2 separate regions of the Homo sapiens genome follow, and region 2 is linked to region 1. A link is a loop called in an ENCODE intact Hi-C map of the cell type or tissue named here. Cell type or tissue: IMR-90. All regions are shown on one strand. Each heading gives the region's core, and the rest is flanking DNA. Links, peaks and the distances in the headings are about the cores only. Region 1 has its middle 650 kb from the start of NECTIN3-AS1. Region 2 overlaps LOC124906267 (a long non-coding RNA gene).

Region 1 (5,393 bases), core at 337-5,336:
CCTACATATCAACAGTGCTCACTTGACTCCACTGGTAGTTGTTTTCTTGAGTTCAAATGAACAGTCAAAATCATGAGACACAATAGGTTTTACCCAGCATTGTCTACTTATCTTTAAGAAATAATACTGGACAGGACCAAACACAGCATGCGCAGAAACAGCAAAGTGGAGGTTTTGTGAGCCCCAGGCCCAACTTCTAATGTCATAATTATTCTATATTTGAAACATGCAAAGTCATGAGAGATGAAGCTGAGCATGAGCAGATGAACTTGACTCAAGGAAAGCTCTGAAATCCCTTCAGCTTGTATATTAGCTAGTCACATAGCCCTCAGGTGCCTATTACTAGCTAATCTTGGGAATCCCTAAGGAATATATTGCTAGCGACCACTTTCTGGATCAGCTTTATCTCATCAGTGCCAGGTTTTAATTAATCAGTCCCACAAGGGACATGTAGTTGGTCTGTAACATAGTTCTTGGCCAATTTCTCGCTGGTATTGGCAAAGAAAATCTAGCAAATATAGAAGGTTGAAATGAAAATAGTAAATAATGTTATCTTAAATGGTGGAATTCAAGTTGGACTGTGATACTTTATGTTCAGTCTTGACTTAGAGATTATTCTCACGATTGCCCTTTTTACTTTCTTGTCATTTCCGCATTACCACCACTCTCACTATCTTCACCACTATCACTATCATCATTGTCATTAATAATTCTTACTGACTATTCTCAGGGTACTGCTGCAAAAGCTCAGATAATCTCTTAGTCTGTTTTGTGCTGCTATAATAGAATATCTGAGACTGGGTAATTTGTAGGGAACATAAGTTTATTTCTCACATTCTGGAGGCTGGAAAGTCCAAGATCAAGATGCCAGCATCTTTCAAGGGTCTTCTCGCTACATCATCCCATAGCAGAAGAGTGGGAGGGCAAAGAGAGGGCAAGGGAGAGACAAAAGAAGGCAAAACTGTCTTTTTACAAGAGACCCACTCTTGTGATAAAGCCACTAATTTATTCATGAGGGCAAAGTCTTTATGGCCTAATCACCTCTCATTAGGCCCCACCTCCCAAAACTTCCACTGGAGATTAAGTTTTCAATGCCTGCTTTTGGGGAGACACTGTCAAACCATAACAAAATCAAAATGTAGAATGTATGAAAGAGCTGCTTTTCTACAACCATTGTCCTTTAAAATGGTTGACCCCAATGATATACACATGACATTCATTTAAAAAGTTTGAAATGCACTGTTTTTGAATTCCCACAAATTTAACAAAGAATAGATAATTTATGAAGAGTTATGAATATAGAGAAGAAAGGCACTTGATACAGTTGGTCACAAAATGCTTCATATTTAGACAGCAAGGCAATCCAATCTAAGAGAGAAAATTGAAATAAAGAAGCAGAAAATATTTCTCCCTTAGGGCTTAGGGGATGGGGAATGGAAGATACTCTGTCTACAGATAAGGTCACTGATGACATGGTGATATGTAAGGATTTACAAATTCTAAAATATTATTCCATGTTGCTTAAAATTTCCATTAGAATAATACATCTGGGCTATGCACACATAAACACACACATGCATGATTTTCAGAAGAAACAGTTTTGGTAACTGGGCTTTGTGCTCTTTTAAACATACTGCAGGCACATCTGAGCTGAGATAAAAGGGGCAATGGGTACCTGGCCTTGTAACAATGTTTCTCTCTCCTTGAGTTTTTCTTCTGTTGATAGAACTGGTTTTATATCTATGTTTGTGATGGTTAATTTTATGTGTCAACTCAGCTGGGCCATGGTGCCCAGATATTTGATGAAGCATTATTATGGATGTTTTCTGTAAAGGTGTTTTTTAGATGAGATTAACATATAAGTCAGGGAACTTTTGAGTAAAGAAAAGAGCCCTCTGTAACATAAGTGGGCTTCATCCAATCAATTAAAGGCCTAAATAGAAAAAAAAGACTCAACCTCCACAACAAGAATAAATTCTGCCACAGACAGCCTTTGGACTCAAACTTCAACTCTTCCCTGAGTCTCCAGACCGGTGACCAACGTTACAAGATTTTGGATACACTGAGCCTCCATAATTGCATGAGCCAATTCTTTAAAATGAACCTCTGCTTATATATATACATTTAGATATTAACATATAAACACACACACTCATAGCCTGTGGATTCTGTTTCTCTGGAAAACTCTGGGTAATACAGATTTTGATGCTAGGAGTGCTTCTATCAGCAACTAAGTTTTTAGTGAGTATAGTTTTTTCTTTTTTTAATAATGAAAAGTACAGTTGACTCTTGAACAATGCGGTTGTTAGAGGCGCCAACCCCCATGCAATGAAAAACTCACATGTAGCATTTGACTCCTTTAACTTCTAACTAGTAATAGCCTACTGTTGACCAGAACCCTTATTGACAACATAGTCTATTAACACATATTTTATATATGTATTATATGCTTTTATATACGTATTATATACTTTCTTAGTAACATTGTTTTTCCTCTAGCTTATTTAATTGTGCAATTGAATTTGTACAACTGAATTTGTACAATTAAATAAGCTAGAGGAAAAACAATGTTACTAAGAAAATTACAGGGAAGAGAAAATATATTTGCTATTTATTATGTGGAAATGAATCATCATAAAGGTCTTCATCCTCATTGTGTTTACAGTGTGTAGGCTGAGGAGGAGTAAGAAGAGAAGAAATTGGTGTTGCTGTCTCAGATGTGGCAGACGCAGAAGAAAACTCATGTATAAGTGGACTCGTGCAATTCAGATGCATGTTGTTCAAAGGTCAACTGTATTTGCAATTGTGAGAAAAGCATAAACTCTGCTGTCAATTCTTGTATTTTGGAGGAAAACATGGTTTTGTTTTGCAAAAAAGTTATGAGTTTTATAATTTTCTTCCTTCCTCCCTCCCTCCCTTCCTTTCTTTCCTTTTTTTAAAATAATGATGCAATGATTACTCAGCTGGAATGCTGTGACTCAGAAGTGAAAAATTAGCAGATCCAATAAATAAAGGCAAAAATGGTACTTGAAATTCACAACACATAGTAATTCGCATGGGTGGTTAAATCTTAGAAAACCTAGTTAGGATAAAGTGTCTAAGATGCAGCTTTGAAAGTTTAGCTTACTGTCTTTATCACATTTGTGAATGGAATCATAATGCTTTATTTGCCAAGATTTTATTAGTTCTATAAATCTTTTTTTCAAGATGTATTGTGCCTTGTTCTTAAATATCTAGCTTAAGAAAAAAAAAGACATACATTTTTCTGTGCTTCTCAGGATTTCATACAATTTCTTTGTTAATTCATATATTTGAGAATGTTAGAGGCACAGTGTGAAATTGTTGTCTGTAATGATAATGGGTAACCACCAAAGATCCAACCATAAAAACATAATAGTGATGACGTTTCTCAACATTAATAGAAACAAAATTTCTTTATCTTAGAGATTTCAAGGTCTTATAAACCAAGGAATGCATTTCTCAGAGGAAAAGCAATAAAGTACAAATTCACCAAGTGACCAATTACGAATTTCTCACAGGGCAATAAACTTTCTTCATATTTCCTAATACTCAAGCAAGAGTCTGTTCTATGTATCAAAAGATACTAAGAAATGTTTATTAATGTGACTAGTTATTACAAAGAAAAATTCTTATTCCTGACATATTACATATGGAGAACTAAGTGGGTAGGCCAATTTGTATTTCAAAAGAATGGAGTTAGATAGACCTAAATGTAATGTTACTTTAAGGCAGATATTCTGCAGAATCAAATTAGGTTTAGTAGAGACATTAAAAAACATCTCACCATAGTGGACTTGTGTGTCCAACTCAAGGTATATTCCAACAATGCTCATCCCTTTACTTGAGTAGCTCAGTACTGAGACCTTAATTTTAATTTGCATGCTGTGTGACATTCCACCGGGTGGCAGGCTTAATTCTATGACCTCGTGATTCCCATGTCACTTTTGTTTTGTATGTTTCATGGTGACTTCCTTCTTTGACTTATCCTAGGCATGACAGCTCATGCCTGTTCAGTTCTATCTCATACATTTTTTCAAGGGTTTCTCAAAGTTCTTTTTTTTCTGTACTGAGCAATCTTTATGAAGGCAAATGTCATGTGAAGTGAAGCATTCAGGAAAATTTCTCTGTTTGTTATTTAACACTTATGAAAATGTCTCCTTCTCTGTCCACATACTTAAGCTTCTTGATATTCTCCCTGTTTTAGCCTTGATGTTAAATTAGATGACTTTAAGTAGAAGCCACAACATTTTTTTTCTACTGGGCAACAGGAAAAAAAACTTTGAAAGCCCAATTTTATTTTTGTGAGGTTAAAGAACAGGAGGACAGGTAACATGAATGACTGGCTGGAAAAAATATATTTTATTGATACATATTTATTATATTAATTATACATAATATAATACATATAGTGATACATATATGTTGATAAAACTTTTATTTTATCTATAATTTCAACTCTTATTTTAGATTTGGGGTATATGTGCAGGTTTGTTACATGGATACCTTATGTAATGCTGAGGTTGGGGTACAAATGATCCCATCACCCAGGTAGTGAGTATAGCACCCAATAGGTGGCTTTTGGACTCTTGGCCCCCTCCTTGTCTCCCCATCTTAGTAGTTTCCAGTGTCTGCTATTGCTGTCTTTATGTCCATGAGTACCCAGTGTCTAGCTTCCACTTGTAGGTGAAAATCTGCAGTATTTGGTTTTCTATTCTCGTGTTAATTTGCTTAGAATAATGGCCTCTAGCTGCATCCATACTGTCACAAAGAAATAATTTCATTATTTTTTATGGATCCACCATTGATGGGTACCTAGGCTGATTCCATGTCTTTGCTATTGTGAATAGCCCTGTGATGAATATGAGTGCTTATGTCTTTTTGTTAGAGCAATTTATTTACTTTTGGATATATATCCAGTAATGGTATTACTGGATCCAGTGGTGGTTCTAAGTTTTATGAGAAATCTCCAAACTGCTCTCCAGAGTGGATGAACTCATTTACATTCCCACCAAAAGTGTATAAGCATTTCCTTTTCTCTGACGCCTCACCAGCATGTTTTTTGTTTGTTTGTTTGTTTGTTTTTGGTAGTAGCCATTCTGACTGGTGTGAAATGGTATGTCATTGTGGTTTGGATTTAAATTTCTCTGATGATTAGTGATGTTGAACATTTTTTAATATGTTTGTTGGCTACTTGTATGTTTTCATTTGAGAAATGTCTGCCTATGTCTTTTGCCCACTTTTTAACAAAGTTATTTGTTTTCTGCTTGATGAATTGCTTAAGTACCTTATAGATTCTGGATATTAGACTTTTGTTGAATGCATAGTTTGCAAATATTTTCTCCTACGCTATAGCTTGTCTGTTTATTGATAGT
Region 2 (5,393 bases), core at 190-5,189, 690 kb after region 1:
AAAAGTGAGTCACATTCATTTTCAACAACAAAGAACAAAGATGCTTACTGCGATAGTACAATCCCTTAGGATTTTGAAGAACTCTTTTCATAACATTATTTCTCTCAAAGAAAGTTAAAATTTGCCTGATAATAACGTGGTAGGTGCTGCAGGATCCTACAAATATCAGTGAACAACCTTTAATAAGACATAAAAATTCTCAATATGCATTGATACTAGTTTCTCATAAGAACAGATATTTCACAAGAAAAAGGGCAAATCCACCAGCTAGTCTTTAGATTAGAAGCAGGCACTAGAAATGTTCAGCAGCTGCACAAAGAGATATCAAAGCTAGCACTTTGTCTTTTGATGAAGCATTGCCCTTTTCCCCAAGTAATATCTAATCTATTAATAAATGCTGTACCCAAAAATAGTAACACCAATGCTCGTGTGCTCATTGTCAGGGGCCTGGAATACATGGCAGATATTGGCTAATCATTATAGAGCTTCTTTCTCTATATTATGAATAAGAAAAAGGCTACTAGCCAAGAGACTGTTATTGAGATGCCCTTTCAGGTGTGCTAAATAAAACAAGTTCTTACTCCAAAGCCACCTTCTCTAATGAACTGATATTAGCACAATTGAGAAATGGCATGGGTCAGGAAAAAATGAGGAATCTGAAAACTATAATTGGAACCTAATTTTTTTTGCCTTCAGTATTATTGCTATGAATGTGTCTGGAAAATATCTCAGCCTCTGTTTCTCATCTGTAAAGTGGGTCTCTCCATACTGCTTAATTTATTACTGTGAGGATGAAATGAATAAAAGTGTATATAACACCTTTAAAAAGGTAAAGCCTTATGCACATATAAGTGATTATTGTTCTTACTGACACTCTAAGACAAGGCTTGTAAAGAAACTAAGATAAACAAGGAAGAGCTTTCCGGGAATATTATAACTAGACTCTTCTCAGAAGACACATCGGGAAACATATAATGGTTCAGATAATTTCTTATCCAAAAAAATTTCATCACAGCAAGAATCTCTGCATAGGAGAGATGGGTCATATGTTTAAAGCAATACTTGAGACCCCCAAAGCATGTCTAGTAGCACTAAAAAGTTTGAAGATCATTTTAATAAAATTTAAGTATAAGTGAAATCCATGCACTTCTATTATAATACCACTTACCAAATAAATGTAACCATATGACTAGAGGGGGAAGTAATTGCCTTTTATTTTCTGGCCATAAAAAAGAGAACGAAATTCTAATCTTTTACTTTTCTGTTTCTTTCATTTTAATCAATAAAGAAATACAGTGAGCATTCACACTGAGTGATACATTTCAGGTAAAGGCATGAAGTATAATGCACTGAACATTCAAATTATCTCATGAAGAAAACTTGAGATCTGAGCAATTCTCAGTCATCACAGATACCTCAATACAGTCACAATCGCTCATATTTGCATTATTTACCCAAAACTTTATGGACAGTTCTAGGTATTACATTAACTCAAGATTTCAGTCTGTCAATAAGAAAGTAAACAATGGGGAGTCTATTATTTCAGATACCTACTCTATGCCCGGCAAAGTGTCAATCACTGGAAAGAGAAAGGTGTGTAATAGAGTCAGGTTCCCTGACTATAGGTAATCTCCCAGACAATCAATTAATGAAGGTAATTCCCCACCAGTGCCACCATAGTTCATGCAAAAGGGAGAGAGTCTGAGAGTGCACACTGGGAGGACCCTACAGGATCCTGGGCTTTGGCAATTCCAACTGTGGTCCATGTTCCCACCTCTTCCTTAGTCCTTAAGGCTTCCTGTTTCTAAGATGGTGTGCTTTATGGTGTCTGAAAAATAGTGTCTGGAAAATAGGATATACTTTTTCCTTCCTTCCTCATGTGAAAATGTTCATGAGTGCAAGTGGAAGAGAGAAAAACAGGGGAAGACCTTTCCCTCTTACTGGAAAAAAAATGCAGAAGGAAACAGATTTTGTTCATTTGCTCATTTTTTAAAATAAGAATTATTGAACACCTAAGACATTGCAAGACTTATGCAAGTTCCTGGAGGCACAAAGATGGCAAAAGACACTTTCTGCTGGAAAACAGGTCTCAGTTCAGCGGATGAAATGAGGAGTAAGAGGAATCTGCTCCACAGCTATAGCCATGATCTGTGGGGTTTCTGTCTTACATATATGAGTATTTCATGTCATAAGACCATTTTAAAAAGAAGCCAAAAATCCTCTCAAGGAAAAATGTAAAAACAAAACGTGGACTGCAGAAAATGGTGCTTTTTTATCTTTTCTTTTTTCTCTTGCCAATTATTTCAACCAAACAGAATTTTAAATGCACATGTATTTTGTGTTTCTTTAATACATTAACTTATTCTTTGACTCCTTTGTCAAAGAGAAACACTGTTATTACTGCACAGTACTGACATATACCCACCATCTAGTGGCCAAATCTTGTCACTACAGCCTTGCTCACATAGGGGTGAGAGGAACATCTTTCTCACATCATTTTCAGGTGGTTTTTAAGGATTACGTTTAGTGAAAAAGAAGTATTCAGACAATGATGAAGAACACAAAAAAGCAGATTTTATCTATTTTTTCCAAGCCTAAATTGTGAAACATAGAAGCAATTTATATATAAAGAATGCCCTTCCTTTGAGTGCTATAGAGAACTGCGGCTCAGCCAACCACAGCTCCAGTAGGGTTGTCTGGCTTCAGGTGACATGGCAACACCTGATGAGACTGGTGGAAACATGATCACTAGACACAAGCAGGCACACTTTAAGATCCAGACTCATACATCTCCATCCCTGTACTCACTGCAGCATGATTCACAATGGCCAACATGTGGAAGCAACGTGTTATATGTTCATCGACAGACAAATGGATAAAGATAATGCGGTATGTACAAAAAATGAAATATTATAAAGTCTTAAAAAAAGAAAATCCTGTCACATGCTACAACGTGAATGGCCTGGAGAACACGCTAAATGGAATAAGCCAGACACGGAAGGACAAACACTACGCGACATGACTTATATGCTGAGTCTAAAATAGTCAAACCCATAGGAGCAGAGAGTGGAACTGCAGTTTTCAGGGGCTAAGAGAGAATGGGGAGATATTAGTCAAAGAGTACACAGTTCCAGTTATACACGATGAATAAGTCCTAGAATCTATTGCATAGCATAGTGCCTATAGGTAACACTATTGTATACTTAAAAACTTACTAAGAAGGTAGATCATACATTGTGTTCTTACTGCAATAATAATAATGATGAGTAATAAGTGACAGTGATGATTTCATGGGTGATGTGGTTTGGCTGTGTCCCCATTCAAATCTCAGGTTGTGGCTCCCATGGTTCCCACCTGTCATGAGAGGGACACAGTGGGAGGTAGTTGAATTCTGGGGCAGGTCTTTTCCGTACTGTTCTCATGACAGTGAATGGGTCTCATAAGATCTGATGGCTTTATAAAAGGGAGTTCCCTTTCACATGTCCTCTCTTGCCTGCCGCCACATAAGACCTGCCTTTCTCCTTTTTTGCCTTCTGCCATGATTGTGAGGCCTCCCCAGCCACATGGAACCGTGAGTCCATTAAACCTCTTTTTCTTTATAAATTACCCAGTCTCGAGTATGTCTTTATTAGCAGCATGAGAATGGACTAATACAATGGGTGTACACTTATCTCCAAATGGATGGAGTTGTATACATAAAACGTGCACAGCTTTTTGTACATCAAGAGAGACCTTCCCTGACAACTCTAACTCTATAACTCTCTTTCCCCAGCTTATTTTATTCTTGACACTTGTTACTATCTGAAGTTGTACTGTAACTTACAGGTTCAAAAACAGAGTCTCCAAATCTACAGTTCAAATTCCATAAAGGAAGGGATTTTAACTGTGTTTCTTCCTGTTACCTTGAGTTGTGTTATCACAGAGAAGGTACTCACCAAACAGTTGAGGGAGAGCAAATGAACCTAGTGAGTACCTAGAAAGGGTCTGAGCAAAGGTGTAGTTGGGCAGGCTGAAGTCCATACAGAATCACATGGTGGCCTTAAAACAGGTCTTAGAATGTAGTTATACATGGTGCTAGAGTGAGCGTGGAGGAGCTAAGTGTAGTAACAGCTACACCCTTCACTAGATATGTGGCAGTTCTCCAGTTCTCTCTCTCTCTCTCTCTCTCTCTCTGTGTGTGTGTGTGTTTGTGTGTGTGTGTCTTTAAAGAGGGGAGGTAGTCATCTTTTTACAATAATTTCTTCTCAGTTCTGCTGGAGGACCTTTGCAAGTTGTAGATTCTAGTGCAACTAAATATTTTACTAACACAAACTCAGTGTGCTTGAAAACCCTTAAGCTATGAGGAGGCTAGGAAGATGCACCACAGAGAAGCAGGGAGCCAAGGGCAAGTGGGCTGCAGCTGGCCTGGGGAAACCTCATACCACCTGAACTGTCAGGAAAACAAATGCGATGGAAACACACACTTCCATTTAAAAATTCAGGGCCGGACGCGGTGCCTCATGCCTGTAATCCCAGCACTTTGGGAGGCTGAGAACAGGTGGATCACGAGGTCAGGAGATTGAGACCATCCTGGCTAACAGAGTGAAATTCTGTCTCTACTAAAAATACAAAAATTAGCTGGGCATAGTGGCAGGCACCTGTAATCCCAGCTACTCGGGAGGCTGAGGCAGGAGAATCACTTGAACCCGGGAGGTGGAAGTTGCAATGAGCCAAGATCGCGCCATTGCGCTCCAGCCTGGGTGACAGAGAGAGACTCCGTCTCAAATTAAAAAATGAAAAAATGAAAAAAAATTCAGTGGCGAAACAGAGCTCTGCCTTGAGGTGTTGAAACAGTGACAAGGGAAATGTTCGTTGGTCCCCCATTTGTTTTCTTTTTAAAGTGTTCGCCAATACTGGAATAGCTCCAGTCACGTTAGACTGCCATGCCACCGTGGCCTTGAGATTCCTTTTCTGTGCTGAATTCCATCTAATCTCAATCACATTGTTTTCTACCTTACCCAGTAATGGCACAATTAGGAGTGTCTAACAGTGAGTAGGCAACGATTCAGAATGGCTAAGTTGCAGGTCTTATAGCTCAAGAGTGAGCCCATCTGGAAAACATGGAATGGGAGCTCTTGGTGTCCTCATTTACAGGCACATGGTCAGGCTGTCAGGCTATGTTTGTAGTTCTAGAACTCCCTTTTAGTCAGATCCTCTTGAATGTACAGATGTTTGCAGTGACTAAACATAGTCACATGTACTTCCTGGTTAAAGCCTTCCCATAAAATGGTCCATAAATGAACACTGCTATGCCAAGAAAAATGAAAGCACTTAGAAGAATATTTAGCACTTCTAATGCAAAGCATTTTGTAATCCTCTATTTGCCAAACCTCTCTGGAGAGGAGGTCAGTAAT

Evidence for each region. Peaks named below come from ENCODE experiments on the same cell type or tissue, not always from the same donor. Only the 100,000 strongest peaks of a DNase experiment are listed, where the experiment ranks them.
Region 2: a loop joins it to region 1, with 4 times the contacts of the local background. A loop is called at or near these places in 3 of 110 quality-filtered maps.

The regions. Positions count from the first base shown.
Region 1 is chr3:110,417,869-110,423,261 of GRCh38, reverse strand. No RefSeq gene overlaps it. Among named protein-coding and RNA genes, the nearest start is that of NECTIN3-AS1, 650 kb to the left of the region's middle. In IMR-90, for the core only: no CTCF peak of the experiment used is centred there; DNase peaks (open chromatin) are centred at 2,681 and 2,981; H3K4me3 peaks cover 280 bases; H3K27ac peaks cover 2,615 bases.
Region 2 is chr3:109,729,121-109,734,513 of GRCh38, reverse strand. The region is part of intron 2 of LOC124906267 (a long non-coding RNA gene); the gene reads right to left. Among named protein-coding and RNA genes, the nearest start is that of MIR4445, 130 kb to the right of the region's middle. In IMR-90, for the core only: a CTCF peak has its summit at 2,442 (motif pointing left); a DNase peak (open chromatin) is centred at 2,413.